Regions from separate parts of the Homo sapiens genome. Here region 1 is linked to region 2. A link is a loop called in an ENCODE intact Hi-C map of the cell type or tissue named here. Cell type or tissue: K562. All regions are shown on one strand. Each heading gives the region's core, and the rest is flanking DNA. Links, peaks and the distances in the headings are about the cores only.

Evidence for each region. A loop is a pair of places that touch in the nucleus more often than their neighbours do. Peaks named below come from ENCODE experiments on the same cell type or tissue, not always from the same donor. Only the 100,000 strongest peaks of a DNase experiment are listed, where the experiment ranks them.
Region 1: a loop joins it to region 2, with 3.0 times the contacts of the local background. A loop is called at or near these places in 11 of 110 quality-filtered maps.

The regions. Positions count from the first base shown.
Region 1 is chr20:1,396,426-1,404,978 of GRCh38, forward strand. No RefSeq gene overlaps it. Among named protein-coding and RNA genes, the nearest start is that of FKBP1A-SDCBP2, 7.5 kb to the left of the region's middle. In K562, for the core only: CTCF peaks have their summits at 1,468 and 1,948; no DNase peak of the experiment used is centred there.
Region 2 is chr20:1,208,384-1,216,936 of GRCh38, forward strand. It overlaps C20orf202 (chromosome 20 open reading frame 202), which reads left to right. Exons shown (of 2, transcript NM_001394958.1): 2 at 1-693. Among named protein-coding and RNA genes, the nearest start is that of C20orf202, 9.2 kb to the left of the region's middle. In K562, for the core only: a CTCF peak has its summit at 4,741 (motif pointing left); DNase peaks (open chromatin) are centred at 3,898 and 4,768.

The DNA of each region.
Region 1 (8,553 bases), core at 424-2,923, 190 kb after region 2:
ATGACAAGGGGAAGTGACTCCCTCCCTGAAGTTCTAAAACCTGAAAAATGGGGGTTGGATTTCCTTTGGTTTATCCTGTTTGTGGTTTACTCAGCTTCCTGAGTCTATAGGTGTATGCCTTTCACCACATTTGGGAAGTTTTCAGCCATTATTTCTTCAGATATTTTCTTCTGCTCCATTCTGTTTCTCCTGTTCTTCTCAGATCCTGGTAACACGAACATTAGATATTTTGGAATTGTCTCACAGGTGCCTGAAGTTCTGTTCAGCTCCCCCCAGTCCTTTTTCTCTGTTGTTCAGATTGGATAATTTCTATTTTTCTATCTTTGAGATCACTGGCATGTTTCCCTGCAATCTCCATTCTGCTATTGTACCCATCTGTTGGGAGCTGAAAAGGCCAAAGGGATTGTGACCAACTCAGCATTCCACTGAAGGATATATGATCAAACAGCAAACTGTTTATCATGAATGCAGGATGTGGGCAAACTCACAACTGCGCCTGCCGCCAGGAGGTTTGCTGAGGGCCCTGGCGCCATGCTCATTGAGATTATCTACTGGGACATCTAGATCCTATTGTTCAAAGACTGCAGTCTTGCAAGCCTGCTGTAAATCAAACTGCTAACCGACAATCACCCCCCACTTCTTGCTATCTCTTTTGCCTAATAAATGTGAAGGGCTCTAAAGCTCAGGCCCCCTGTTTACCAGAAGCAAGGAGCCCCCTGACCCCTTCTTTCAAATATGCTCTCTTGTCTTTGTCTTTTATTCCCATGTTTGCCCCCTTTGTTCAGTCCCCCAAGGTCTGTGCAGGTGACAAGTGGCGACCCAGAACAGGGACTCCAAGGATGTCGGACACGTGGCATCTGAACACAGGGACTTTGAAGACGTGAATGAAGAAGCTCTGCTGGAGCAGAGGAATTGAAATTGACAAGATGAACGGGGACCCCAGGATGAGTCTGCTGGCAGCAGATAGAAGGTCAGTGCCCTAAAGAGGTACTGGGAACGATATAAGGTCAGTGCTCTAAAGAAGTACTTGGAATGGGAAGTTTTCTGAATCAGGGTAACATGAAGCAGAATTTGTCTATTGAAGAAAAACATCATGTGCAGTTGCTTAAAGTTCTGTTGAGACAGTCTGGAGCTCAGGTTAATTCGCAGGCACTAACTAACCTCCTGCAGAAGCCACAAAAGGTTATTACGCATAACCCATGGTTTCCACAGGCAGGCACTCTTGATGTGGAAAATTGGGATAGACCAGGAGAAGGATTAAAACAGGCTCATCAAAAAGGTCCTAAAGTTGATTCTTCTGTTTTCTCCACTTGGAGTCTAGTTCGTACTGTTCTTCTGCTATCTCCTTATTATTCTGCTGGACAGCAGGCTGAGTCTAAAAAATCTGAAAGAATCTGTTGTCCCACCCACAGCTCCAATTGAAAATAAAAAATGGAGAGGGAGGATAAAAATTGGCCTACACCGCCCCCTCCAGTTGCAGAAACATCTGTACCGCCTCCTTTGGTAGCAGAAATAGTGACCCCAATACAAAGAATTTTATGCTCTGCTGCCATAGCTAAGGGGAGCCCTTAGGACCTTGTACTTTTCCTATTTCTGTAAGTGTAACGAGTGTAGCTAATAATGGGGTACAGAGCCCATTCACTTTAGGATTGGTAGAATCTGCATTTGGTGCTATGTGTCTTCTACCCTTTGATGTAAAACACTTGGCTCAAACTTGCTTGTCTGCTAGTGCATATCTGACGTGGTATTTAAATTGGCAAGAACTGTGTGCAGACCAGGCTAGACAGAACCATATTGCTGGACATGGAGACATTACAGAGGATATGCTATTGGGTAATGGCCCTTATTCAGACCTGGAACGTCAAATGGCACTCCCAGACGCTGCTTATCAGCAGTGTGCACAGGCTGCTAAACACACCTGGGCCACAATTCCTGAAGAGGGAGTCCCAGTACTGTCCTTTTTACATATCATGCAAGGGTCACAGGAACCCTACGCGCAGTTTCTTGCAAGATTACAAGAGGCAGTGAAGCATCAAATTCCTCTTGCCACTGCCACGGAAATGCTAACCTTAACTTTAGCTTTTGAGAATGCAAACGCAGATTGTAAACGTGCACTGGCACCTGTGAGGTGTACAAAAAACTTTTCTCAGAGCTTGTCAGGATGTAGGAACTGAGCTTCATGGGTCTTCAATGTTAGCGCAAGCAATGGCTAATCTAGCAGTTGACAAATCTAAAAGGAGCCAAGGATTAAGCCCTAAAGTAGGAAAATGTTATAATTGTGGAAAAACTGGACATTTTAAAAAGGAATGCTGCCAGATCTCAGGACAGAAAGGATCTTATAATGCAGTACCCCTCCCTCCATAGTGGAAAACATGCCAGGACTCTCCTCGCTGTAACAAAGGAAATCACTGGGGTAATCAGTGCCGCTCAAGATTTCATCAGAATGGCATCCCCCACTGTCGGGAAACGAGAAGGGGGCCTGGACCTGGGTCCCTCAAACAATGAGGGCATTCCCAGTTCAGACCACAACCCCATTTCAGGGGCGGGTCCCAGGAGAAACATTGATTCCCTCATTCCAGGAACACCCAGAAGTGCAGGATTAGATCTCCCAGTCAGAGAACAGGTAATGTTAGTTGGTGGAGACAAACCTATCAAAATTCCCACTGGCATCTGGGGACCTTTACCAGCAGGATACAGGGGACTAATTTTAGGCAAAAGCCACCTTAACTTGCAAAGCATTACTGTAGTCCCAGGAGTTGTTGACTCTGATTATGAAGGAGAAATTCAAGTAGTTTTAATGTCACAAGATCTTTGGGTTTTTGAACTGGGAGAATATATAGCACAATTATTGCTTATTCCCTGCAAATTATACCCTTCTCCACTAAAGGAGAAACAAGGAAATAAAGGGTTTGGGAGCACAACTACACGAGAAATCTATTTATCACAATCTATAGCCTCTAGTAGGCCCACCTGTGTAGTACAAATTAAAGGAAAGAAATTTTATGGGCTTATGGACACAAGAGCTGATGTGTCAGTAATATCCAGTAAGGACTGGCCCCCAGCATGGCCTCTCAGAATAACTGCCACATCCCTAGTGGGAGTAGGAGCAGCTAAAAGTGTTCAACAGAGTGCTGAGATTTTTATCTTGTCTTGGTCTGGATGGACAATCATGTACTTTTCAGCCTTATGTTGAAAATATAGCTATCAATTTATGGCTATAAATTGATAGCCATATCAGTTTATCGAGATTTACAGCATGGGATATGAGACTTACATATGAAAACTTTGATAACCCAGGATTTAAAATGTTGAAGGACATGGGATATCAGAGTGGGAAAGGTTTAGGGAAATCCCTACAAGGAAACCCTAACCCGATATCAGTAACTGGAAAGGCAGGTTAAACCCCGCAGGGAGATTCTTCTTTAGATTCCCCGCGGCAATTAACCAGAGGCAGAAGTTGAGTTCGGCAATGGCATGCCTCCCAGCTACAGCTACAGAAACCTTTGATTTCATTATCCCTCAGACAAAATTTTGCAGTTTTATAAAGTCCATTCTTTCATTCTTCCTGTGATTACTCATCACAAGCTTATTCCAGGTGGCCAGACTTATTTTACTGATGGCTCTTCCAAAGGTCATGCAGCTATTTATGGACCTAAACATACTCAAACAATAATGACCTCTGGGGTTTCAGCTCAACACTCAGAGTTGATTGCAGTCATTCAGGTTTTACAGCTCACAGCTGCAGATCCTATCAACATTGTCTGTGATTCAGCCTATGTTGTGAATGTAACCAGTCGCATAGAAACTGCTACAATTAAAAGTACTCTAGACCCCGAACTGCTTAATTTGTTTCACTTATTCTCATATGCTGCCTGCTACATGCCAAACAGGTGAGACAGCTGGTCATGTACGGCCACATTGTCTGTCATCATTTGCTCATATGGGGATTCCTAAACAATTAAAAACTGACAATGGACCCGCTTATACTAGTCATGCTTTTCAAAATTTCTTACAGCTTTGGGCTATAACCCATAAAACAGGAATTCCTTACATCCCTTGAGGACAAGGCATTATAGAGCGGGTACATCAAACATTACAATGTATGTTGAATAAACAAAAAGGGGGATTAGGAGACCAGTTACCACCTCAAACAAAATTACATTTAGCTTTATTTACTTTAAATTTTTTGATTCCTGGTATGGATGGTAAGACTCCAGCAGAAAGACATTGGCAAGTGTTAGAGGAAAAGAGGAAAGTGTATCCAAAAGTGTTATGGAAATCCCCAGAAGAAGGACAATGGAAAGGTCTGGTGGCTTTACTGACATGGGGAAGAGGGTATGCTTGTGTTTTTACAGGAGATGGACAAACTGTGTGGTTGCCCTCAAGGTGTGTGTGACCATGGAACAGGAGACTGGAGGAACCCAGGGTGGCCAGCCATGGGCCTGGCCCCTCCAGTATAGGCCATGAGCCAGCTGAGCTTGAGTGCGAAGATGCGGAGAAGGCCGACCGGGGTCACGACACAGTCTTAATGTTACATTTGTAAAGAATATCACCACTCAATTTATGGTTTGTGGGTTTTTTTTTTTTTGGTTTTTTGTTTTGTTTTGTTTTGTTTTTTTTGAGGTGGAGCCTTTCTCTGTCACCCAGGCTGCAGTGCAGTGGTGCAATCTTGGCTCACCGCAAACTCTGCCTCCCGGGTTGACACCATTCTCCTGCCTCAGCCTCCCGAGTAGCTGGGACTACAGGCACCTGCCACCATGCCTGGCTAATTCTTTGTATTTTCAGTAGGGATGGGGTTTCACCATGTTGGCCAGGATGGTCTCAATCTCCTGACCTCATGATCTGCCCGCCTCGGCCTCCCAAAGTGCTTGGATTACAGGTGTGAGCCACTGCGCCCAGCACGGTTTGTGTTTTTAATCCTTATGTCTTTCTGGCAGCTAAAAAGCACCAGCTCCAGGTAAACAACACCCAATTGACCTGTAAATCTTGTCAGTTATATCACTGCATTAATCACAGCACATTGCAAACACAGAATACCTCTACTTTGATCATTCTGGGTCGCATCCCTGGACTGTGGATTCCTGTTCATCCATCCAAGCCTTGGGCTGCCACCCCTGCTTTACGCTTTGTGAAACATCTTCTAACTCAGCTTACTCACTGTGTCCGTAGAGCCTTAGGCATGATCATTTTTACTATTGTTTCCTTAGTCACACTGATAACTTCTGTTGTGATGTCCTCTGTAGCTTTGCATAATTCTGCTCAAATGGCTCAGTACACAGAGAACTGGACACAGCCAACCAAGTACAGCCAACCAAGTGTGGCTACTTCAGAATAAAATTAACACTGAGTTACAAACTGAAGTGACAGTGTTGAAATCCCCATGGTTAGGGGAACAAGTGCAAAGGTTACAATTGCAACAGCAATTGTGCTGTCATTTTAATCACACTCATATTTGTGTAGCCAACTTAGATTATAACCAAAGTGAGTATCCGTGGGACCTTGTGAAAGCTCATTTGCAGGGAGCTTTCACATCCAACATCACCTTTGATATTGGTGAATTATAAAACAAAATTCTTGATTTACATAGGCAAACTCAAGAGTTTCAGCCTTCTTTAGAAGACTGGACCGAATTCCAGCAAGGCCTGGAGAGCCTCAACCCTTGGACCTATCTAAGGCCCCACATTAACATCTTATATGTAGTTCTTGGAATAATGTTGTTTTGTCTCTGTCTTCTGTTCATCGTCTGTGAAATCCGTTGGACTGCCAATTGGAAAATGAGAGCTGCCCAGCCTGGCCTTACGTTCTTTCAATTAATTCATAAACAGAATGGGGGAATGTTGGGAGCTGAAAAGGCCAAAGGGATCATGACCAACTCAGCATTCCACTGGAGGCTATGTGATCAAACAGCAAACTGTTTATCATGAATGCAGGATGTGGGCAAACCCACGACTGCGCCTGCTGCCAGGAGGTTTGCCAAGAGCAATCACTCCCTGGCGCCATGCTCATTGAGGTTGTCTACTGGGACATCCAGAGCCTATCGTTTGAAGAATGCAGTCTTGCAAGCCTGCTGTAAATCAAACTGCTGACCAACAATCACCATCACCTCTTCTCACTATCTCTTTTGCCTAATAAATGCGAAGGGCTCTAAAGCTCAGGGCCCTTGTTCACTAGAAGCAAGGAGCCCCCTGACCCCTTCTTTCAAATATGCTCTCTTGTCTTCGTCTTTTATTCCCATGTTTGCCCCCTTTGTTCAGCTCCCCAAGGTCCATGCAGGTTACAAGCCCATCCGGGAATTTGTTCTTGTTGTTCTCATTTTATTTTTTAGTTCTAACATTTCCACTTTATTCTTCCTTATATGTTCTATTTTATTTGCTTCAACTTTCCATCTTGGCTGAGTGTGGTGGTTCACACCTGTAATCCCTGCACTTTGGGAGGATGAGGCAGGCAGATTGCTTGAGACCAAGAGTTTGAGCAACAGCAAAGGTGTGTCTCTAAGCTAAAACACCTACAGCCTCAAAAGCAGAATGTGCATTCTGAAAGGGCCTCTGCAAATCTGAAGTTTGGAAACATAGCTGAGATGGATGGGGTCTGAGGTCCCCAAGGTGGAACTGCCAAAACTCCCAACCACCTTCTTCTCCCTTTGAGCTCCTATGGCTCTCTTCTTTTACTCAATGGAGAAAACCTTCTGGATTTGAAGTATCAAATGTATAAATGTCTGACAGTATCTTGACTGTATATTTTATACCTTAAAGGGTTTAAGAATTCTGGTTAAGGGACAGTCTCTAATGGTGAAATTTCAGACATTCATCAGTAGATGGAGTTGATACATTTGAGCCTTATCACAGTCTTAGGAGGCTCCAGGAATCAGAGACATGGTCTCCACTTAAATGCCCATATCTTCTCCTCAAAGAAGCTTCCAATGGGCTGCCCAGGTTCTGCTTGAATATCTCCACTGACAGGGAAGCCACTACCTCCAGGAGTAGAAGCTTTCACCTTTGGATAGTCTGTGTATTGAGTGAAAAGGCCTGCGGGAATGGGGATTAGACCAGCTCTTGTGCTTGTGGGTGGAAGTGAGTACATGAGGCCAACTCTGAAGGTCCTAAATTTGATGGGCAGCAGGAGGGGGAGGGGAGATGCCTTGCTGTGTCAGTATCATCAGGGTGTGGCTGGGACTGTCTAGTACTGCACAAAACATAAGGCTTGGGTGAAACTGTAGCCAAAACTCTTATAAATTCTATGGTGGACATTTGGTGACATTTGTCTTTTCCGGTAATAGCACTTTGGTTTTCATTTGGGGAAGCACTCCTTCTCCACTCTTGGCCATGATGTTCAAGTGGAACTAATGCAACACTCAGCTCCAGGAGTGGTCATGTGACTCAAGCCCTTAAATACAGTGACTGATTTAGGAATGGACATGTCTTAGTCCATTCTGGCTGCTGTAACAAAATACCATACCTTGGGTGATTCATAAACAACAGAAATTTACTTCTCAGAGTTCTGGAGGCTGGGAAGTCCAAGATCAAGGCAGATTTCATGTCTGGTGAGAGCAAGCTTTCTGGCTCATAGATGGTGCCTTCTTGCTGCATCCCCACATATGAAAGGAGTGAGAGGTCTCTCTTGGGCTTCTTTTTATAAAAGAACTAATCCTGCTGGGCGCAGTGGCTCACGCCTGTAATCCCAGCACTTTGGGAGGCTGAGGTGGGCAGATCACCTGAGGTTGGGAATTCAAGACCAGCCTGACCAACATGGAGAAACTCAGTCTACTAAAAATACAAAATTAGCCGAGGTGGTGGCGCATGCCCGTGATCCCAGCTACTTGGGAGGCTGAGGCAGGAGAATCGCTTGAACCCACGAGGCGGAGGTTATGGAGAGCCAAGATCGCACCATTGCACTCCAGCCTGGGCAACAAGGGCGAAACTCCGTCTCAAAAAAAAAAAAGAGCTCATCCTATTCATCAGGACTCTACCCTCATGACCTAATTACCTCCCAAAGTCTCTATCTCTTAATACCATCACCTTGTGGGTTAGAAATTTCAACATATGAATTTGGGGAGTGGGACACAAACATTCCAACTATAACTGGCTCCACAGTACAGAGCAAACAGCAGAGCTACTGGGGCCAGACAGAGTGCCACTATGGTTGGGTTCTGCTGAGGGTTCTCTTCCTGGCTTACAGACAGCTGTCTTCTTGCTGTATCCTCACATGTGAGAGATAAAGAATGGGAAGAGCTAGAGAAAAACGAGAGGGAGAGTGCACGCTCTTTGCTGTCTCTTTTCTCTAATCCCATCATGAGGGCCCTACCCTCATGATTTCTTTTTTTTTTTTTTTTTTTTGAGATGGAGTTTCATTCTTGTTGCCCAGGCTAGAGTGCAATGGTGCGATCTTGGCTCACTGCAACCTCCGCCTCCCAGTTTCAAGCGATTCTCCCACCTCAGCCTCTGAGTAGCTGGGACCACAGGCATGTGCCACCATGCCCGGCTAATTTTGTATTCCCAGTAGAGACGGGGTTTCTCCATGTTGGTCAGGCTGGTCTGGAGCTCCTGACCTCGGGTG
Region 2 (8,553 bases), core at 3,315-5,814:
AGTGGAGGGGGTGCATTATAAGTATAATGTTTGTAGTCAGATCAACCTGTGATTTTTGTATTTGGTAATATAAATGATACCTGCTCTGTGATGCTGGAGCTGGGTCCCTGCAAAGCACCTTTTGGTGTTACCAGCTGCTCCCTGTTAGAGTTTGTTAGGCTTTGCCAATATACAGCATGGAGTTAGACTACAAGTCTAGAGGAGAGAAAAGGGGCTTGCTCCTTCTTCTTGTTTCCCTGTGGGCTTCCTGTTCCTATGAGCATCTCCCAGCAATGTTTCTTCACAACAGGCAGCAATTCCTTCATGAAGCACCAGACTTCTCCAGGATCCAGGTTCCAGACTCCTGGGGCCCCTTCCAGGAGCTCAGAGACATCAGCTTCAGATGCCAGTCCCTCCTCCCCTGAAGTGTGGGTCCCTGCCTTACCTACCTGGCCCTTTCCTGAGCTCAGAGACACCAGCCCCAGCTGAGCTGAGTTCCTTTCTCAGATAGCTGAATTTAAACTCCAGGGAATTCCTCCTGTAAGTTTTAAAGTTTGATAGTTTCTGCCTCTTTTCTTTGTTCCCTCAGCCCTGGAGATGGCAGATGCTTGCTGCAATTCCTACCTTAAAGTTCTTTTTATAACCTTTCAGTCACCCAGTTAACAACTTTATACCTAGTTAGCAATTCTTTATATTAAATTTTCTGTGTTAAAATAACTGGTGTGGTTTCTGTCTCCTACCTGTCCCAGACTGACACAGCTTTTTGCTATTATTACCAATTGCCACTGTAACCATTCTTGGTTACACTGGAAAGGCTAATGAATGGCACCTTATTATTGCTGCATGATTATGTTCTGATTTGTGAAACTATGACTATTACAAATGGACAAGCTGATTAGCCACTATTATCTTGAGAGACATCTGCCTGGCCATGCAAAGTAGAAATGACATTGCTCTCCCATGCCCGATGCTAATCACTAGCACCCTCTGCCTCTCCCTGATTTCCACATTTGGGCCCAAAGACCAAAAACCCCTGCCAACCCCTCCATCTCCAATCTGGGAAGATAGACCTAGAGCTCCAGAACCTGCCCTTCTGGTGGGATATTTGTTGTTCTCCAAGACCCTACATTTGGAACCAACGTTCACTTCCTGATCCTAGGTCAGAGAAAGCCAAAGCTGAGCCCAGATGCTGGACAAGGAGTTGGGATGGAAATTACATCTTCAGCGTTGGTCCTAGAGGTCTGGGTGGGAAATCATGGCCATGCAGGACAGTGAGCACCAGAGGGAGCATGTGGATCATGGTCTCAGGAAAACCCAGGGTTTTCTCTGCTAAGGCAGCAAAAACAGGACTGCACACCTAAGCCTAGCATCCAGGATGAAGAGAGGAGGGGACAGAGATGGAAAAAGGATTCATGAGGTCAGAAGCTAAAAATTTAGGAGCAAGAACAGTTCAAGATGTGAAACCTAGAGTGAGTCAGGGCAGGCAAGGCAGGGCTTACTTACACTGTGACTGATTAGAAATGATCTAATCTCTCACACCTTTACATGAGAGCCAGCTTCCAGTCCTGGGTCAGCTGTGACACCTTACAGAGCCCATGTGTTGTGGTGTATATTGATGTGTAACAAACTGCCTCCAAACTTAAACACAGCAATCCCTTTATTATTGCAACAGCCATTTATTATTGTTGTAAATTATGTTTCCCATAGTTCTGGGCTCAGCTGAGCGGTTCTTGGCTTTGGGTCTCTCCAATGATTGCAGTCAGGTGGTGGCTGCAGCTCGATTTATCTCAAAGGCTTATTTGTTGCCCTCTGGCAGGTGATGCTGGCCTCAGCTGAGGCTGTAAGATGGAATGCCTATACATGACCCTCCAGGTGGCTGGGCTTCCTCACAGCACTGTGTCAAGGGTTGGGCTTTACTTTCCAGTCTTTCTGCATCTTTTCAGGTCCACTCCCACTGCTAAAGATTTTACTCTCCTGCTATTTCTTTAAGTCGCAGTTTATAGAGAGGGAATCTGATTGGTCAGCTTAACTTTTGACACCTGGACATATCATAGGTTATTGGTATAAAGGAGGTTTATTTTTGTCTTCCACTTCTTCCTCCTTCTTCTTCCGTCTCTTCTCCCTCTTTCTCCTTTTCCTCTTCATTATCATCATCCTCATCATGATCATCATACATAGGTAATTAAAAGGGAGGACTTTGACATCAGGCTGCCTAGGTTTGAATACCAGATCTGCATCTTATCAGCTCTCTAACCTTGGGCATATAGCATAACTTTTCTGTGCTTCAGTTTGTTCTTCTATAAAGTGGGGATAATAACAGAAATTACCTCATAGGACTATTGAGCAAATGCAATGAGTCAACATGTTCCTGGAACATAAGCAGTGCTCAGTAAATCTTAGCAATTATTATTAATAATGACAGCTACCATTTTATTTTATTTTACTTTAAGTTCTGGGATACAAGTACAGAACATGTAGGTTTGTTACATAGGTATACATGTGCCATGGTGGTGTACTGCACCTATCAACCCGTCATCTCGGTTTTAAGCCCTGCGTGCATTAGTTATTTGTCCTAATACTCTCCCTCCCCTTGCCCCCCACCCCTGACTGGCTCTGGTATATGTTGTTCCCCTCCCCTGTGTCCATGTGTTCTCATTGTTCAACTCCCAGTTATGAATGAGAACATGCAGTGTTTGGTTTTCTGTTCCTGTGTTAGTTTGCTGAGGATGATGGCTTCTAGCTTCATCCATGTCCCTGCAAAGAACATGATCTCATTCGATTTTATGGTTGCATAGCACTCCACTGTATATATGTACCACATTTTCTTTATTGTGCATTTGGGTTGGTTCCATTGATGTGCATTTGGGTTGGTTCCATGTCTTTGCTATTGTAAATAGTGCCGCAATGGACAGCTACCTTTTTTTTTTTGAGATGGAGTTTCGCTGTTGTTGCCCAGGCTGGTGTGCAATGGCATGATCTCAGCTCACCGCAACCTCCACCTCCCGTGTTTAAGCGATTCTCCTGCCTCTGCCTCCCAGGTAGCTGGGATTACAGGCGTGCGCCACCACACCCAGCTGATTTTGTATTTTTAGTAGAGACGGGGTTTCTCCATGTTGGTCAGACTGGTTTCGAATTCCCGACCGCAGGTGATCTGCCTGCCTTGGCCTCCCAAAGTGCTGGGATTACAGGCCTGAGCCACTGCGCCTGGCCAACAGCTACCATTTTTAAAGTCAGGATAGTTTAGTGATCGTAAGTACAGCCTGGAGCCTCACTGCCTGTGTCCAAATCCCAGCTCTACAATATACTGATTGTGTGCCCTTGGGCAAGTCATTAAACTCTCTATGCCTTGATTTTATCATCCGTAGAATGGGGATAATAGTATTGCCTATCTCCTGGGGTTTTTGTGAGGAATAAATGAGTAAATCCATGGAAAACACAACCGTGCTTGTCATCTAACAACAACTATGTGTCATGTAAACTATTCATTATCATTAGTAATCATCTGCCCTAAATACCAGCACCACACACGGCGCTGTAAAGATCTTAGTGCACTGAACACACTCAACATCTCTGCAAGGGTGATATTAAATCTCCACTTTATGGATGAAGGAACTGAAGTTTAGTGGAGCTAAGTTGCCCCCCAAAAAAGCACAATGAGTAAATGGCAGCAGTGGCATTGAATCTCAGGCCTGTCTTCTGTCTAAGCAGGGCTCTTACTATTATATGATGTTGCTCTTCTGATCAGCCACAGTGGGGGAGTGGTGCCATGAAGAGAGGAAGCAGTGATGTCAGGCTCATAGGATCCCTGCTCCCTCCTTCTGGCAGGGTCTGGGGCAAGACAGTCTCTAATGTGTGTGAAGGCAACTCTAGGACAACACCTCTGTTATCTCTCCAGTAAGTAGGCAGACACAGAATCTGGTGATCCCAGTAATGCACACCCATCCCTGCTCCCAGCATATCTTGAGGCCCAGTTCTCTCCTGTCTCTGCCACCCTGCTTTGTTTTGCCCAAACCCTCCCCAGGTCATGGGGACAGCTCCTATTTCACTGGGCTGAGGTCAGTTTCACTGGATCAAAATCAAGGTGTTGGCCAGACTGTACTCCCTGCTGACTCTAAGAGAGAATTCCTTCCTTGCCTCTTCCAGTTTCTCGTGGCTGCTGGCAGTCCTTGACTTAGGCTGCATAACTTCAGTTTCTGTCTCTGTCTTCTCATAGCCTTTTGCTCTGTGAGTGTTAAATCTCCCTCTGTCTACCTCTTATAAGGAATCACATGATTGCATTTAGGGCCCACCTGGATAACCCAGGATAATCTCCGCATGTCAAGATTCTTAACTTAATCACATCTCTAAAGACTTTCACCTGCCTTTCTTTCCATATAAGGTAACATATAAGGATTAGGATGCGGAGAGGGAATTTCCCTCTCATTCCTTCTGGAAAGCATTCTCTGGCCAATGTGCAGGGCTAAGAAGAATCTCACATAGCTGCAGATTACCTTGGTCGCTGTCAGAAGAAGAACTTATGTTTGTTGAACACCTACAATGCACAGGCATTGTAACAGACCTGACCAGTGAGTACGTGTTAATATTTCCATTCGACAGCGGAGAAAACTGTGACCCAAGGAAGCAAAAGCAGGACAGTTGCAAACAGATGAAACTGAGGGTTCAAAGTTGGGCTTCTGACAAACTTGTTTAGATTTCGTACGCGCGCCATCGAAGACTACGGTAATTACGCTGTGTGTGGCCGCCACCTAGTGTCCATACAGAGCAATCCTTCCGTGAATCAGCCCGTTCCGGGTTGCAGGACTGGCTCACTCACCATCAGCTTTCCCGTTGTGGCGCATCTTACTGGGAGGGCCATGGCCCCAGAGGCTTTCTGGCTCCAGAGATCTGCGTTTGAACTTTAGCTCTGCCGTTGACAGAGTGATCTGGGGCCTCCTTCTCTGATCCTTCACTTATCCTTAACTCTAAAGTAAAAATGACACCTCTCAGAGCTGTGGAGAGGATGTTGGAAAGTGCTTTGTAACAAACTGGGAATAACTGGAGAGAATGGAAAGAAACATTGTCTGCAGTTGACCAGGCTTGGATTCATTTTAAAAAATACTTAATGTGCACCTGCTGTGTGTCAGGCACTGTTCTGGATGTGGGAATGTCGCAACAAATAAAACAGACAAAATTTATGTTTTTGTGTAGTTAATAGTCCAGCATTCCAGTTTTTGAGTCATTCATTCATTCATTTACAATATGTTTCTGGCACTCCTGTGTGCAGCACTTTCCCAAGCAATGGGCACAGAGGGTATCTAATATGGCTGGAACCCAGGAAGCCAGGGGAACAGGATGGAGCAAGTCCAGATTTGTGGGGCCTGAAGTTTATACGATTTAGGGTATCAATCATATACCCTAAGAGAAAGAATGCAAAGTCAGAAATACAGAATTAGGCTAGAAAGAGTTTTTTCTTTTATAATGAGAGATGAAATAAACTTTAGCTGGCAAAAATCACAAAACATAAAATCTAGAAAAGTAGCACAATATTAACTGCATGATATGGCTCTATAATAATTTTTCTCTACATTTTTTTCTGTAACTTCTTTGATCATCTAGTCATGATAACAATTTTATTATTTTATTTTCTTCAAAGAGACTGTGGAAATAATTCAGTCTCTCCTCTACAAGATTAATTTTTTTTGTGTGGGTACTTTAAACAATTTAAACATTGTAAAAATGCCATGTATATTTTTAGGATTATTGTCAATTTTGGGGAAGCCTCTATGTTCCTCTTATATATAAGCTGTAAGCCTTCTTGTAAAGTGACTAATTTTAAATGGTATTTGAGTGGATGGTACATTAGCCAATTTATTGTTGCTGTCCCTATTGTAGGGGTGTATTAGGAGTTTTACATTTTCTTCCTGTATGTCAGTGTTTCATGTTAAATAATTGAGAAATTAAAACTTTCCCAATGTATTTATATGATTCACTCCTTTTAATTACTTAGATTATCAAACAATCTAAGTCTATTAATTACTTTTGTTGCCAGAAAAGGGGGTCTTGATCCAGACCCCAAGAGAGGGTTCTTGGATCTCACACGGGAAGGAATTCAAGGAGAGTCGCAGAGGGCACTGAGAAGAAGTAGTTTTAGTGAAAGCTACTCGGTTACCGAGCAGGGCATCCTCAGAAAGCAAGAGGAGAAATACCTCATCTCTAAGTTTTTCTTACAGAGGGGACTTATCTATGTAAAGGCTAAGATTTGTCTACATGCTGGTGGACTAACAGCATGACAAAATTTAGCACTTTTTGATTTAAGGAAAGTTATCCTTGGCATTTTAATGTATACATCCAACAAAATGACTACAATCAAAAATGTCCATCAAGACAACTATAATTATCTTGAAAGCACATATTGTTATGGATACTGGAACATCTGGACTTTCCGTTGTTGTAGGAGTGCGTCCTTGCAGGTATCTTTAAGTTGTTTTCTCAACTGTAAACGTCTTATGAACATGGGTCATGACTGGCAAGGAATGGGTCTTGCTTGTTTCACGATGGAGTCAATTTTAAAATGGTGTAACCCTGGCTCTCCTATGCTCCTGTTTCCCTGACACTTTGGTTTGAAATGTATCTATTTCTCTTAATGAATCACTACTTTTGTTATGATCTGCAGGCTAGTTCATCTGTAAACACCTGACATCGGGAAGGCAGAGATGGCCAAAGAAGACATGAGCCAATACAATGAGATCATAAACATGCAGCTTCACACATGGATGTACTAGCTGTTTACAGCACTGCTGCATGTTTGTGCTCTATGAACACCAGACTCTGATATCTTCTAGTTTGCGCAATTCCTATTAGAAATGAAGAAAAAATGTGCAGTGCATTTATAATTGCACATGTTGTGTTGTCAGATAGATTTCAGGTAGACAGATAGACAGGAAAGAACTTCTGCTTTAACTGGGCTTTGATGAGAATTAAATCCTCTGCTTATAGTTTAATATGTCTGATGATTGGAAGAATTCTCGATAGACTAGTTTCTGACTCTGTATGTTTCAAATTTTGTTTCTTATCCAATATATATGTACTCCTGACGCTATGCATTAAAACGATTTATGGCCCTGTACCTTCATGTCACAGTGCAGGATGAGTCAGCATGGTGGGCGTAGATGTGTTCCTGGAAGCCATTCCTAACTAAGATAGATAGCAATGACTTGACTATAGATCGAAGTGACTGTCAACCACATAAATTGATCCCTCTGAACCTGTATTAAATGTACATGTAACTCAGCTCTGCGTCAGCCACACCCCTCAGCTACTCCATTGCCACCCACACAGTGACAGACAGAGAGTTAAAGTGGAAAGAGACATCCATCTTCAAAGATTACGGTAAAATATCTTATTTTCGAAAACTTAACAAAAACACACACCCATAGGAAAATACTGCTGTGCTTCTCCCAGGGCTTTGGAGGAGGCCTTGCAAGTGAGGGTCCTGAAACTGAAGATTCCTAATTGTTAAGGTAAATCCACCCACGTGAAATGAAGCCAGAATTACAAGTAAGGGGGAGACCATGTAGGGCCCTGTAGTTGTTAGGAGGAAGTTTCAGTGTTATTCTAAGAACAACAGGAAGGCTTAAAAGGCTTTAAAAGGGAAACCCGCTGGTTGTGGGCGGAGGATTACCTAGGTGCCGAGGCAAGAGACTGAAGGCACAAACTATTTCAGTATAATAAAGAAAATAGTCAGAATAAGAATAGTCATAATACAAATTAGACATAGAGATGATCATGAACAATTACCAATCATTATTATAAACATTATTAATCATTAGCTTTTAATATTACTCTTTGCTGCATTACTAATATAACCTAGGAATAACCAGTGGGTATAGGGTCAGGTGCTGAAGGGACATTGTAAGAAGTGACCTAGAAGGCAAGAGGTGAGCCTTCTGTCATGCCCGCATAAGGGCCGCTTGAGGGCTCCTTGGTCAAGCGGTAACGCCAGTGTCTGGGAAGGCACCCGTTACTTAGCAGACCGCGAAAGGGAGTCTCCTTTCCTTGGAGGAGTCAGGGAACACTCTGCTTCACCTGCTTCTTGTGGAAGGCTGGATATTATCCAGGCGGGCCCGCAGTCATCCGGAGGCCTAAACCCCTCCCTGTGGTGCTGTGCTTCAATGGCCACGCTCCTTGTCCACTTTCATGCTTCTCCCACACTCCTGGTTCCTCTTTGAAGTTCATAGTAGATAGCAGTAGAATAAATAGTAAAAGTCTTAAAGTCTTTGATCTTTCTTATAAGTGCAGAGAAGAAAACGCTGACTTATGCTGCCTTCTCTCTCTGCTTTGACTACCTAAAAGGGAAGGGCAGAGCCCCCTATCCTGTAATCACGTGACTTCCTTCACCTTGTCAATCACTCAGAAGATTCACCCTTCTAATATGGTGGCGCCAAGATGGCTGAATAGGAACAGCTCCAGTCTGCAGCTCCCAGCGTGAGCGATGCAGAAGATGGGTGACTTCTGCATTTCCAACTGAGGTACTGGGTTCATCTCACTGGGGCTTGCCAGACAAGTGGGTGCAGCCCACGGAGCAGGGCGGGGCAT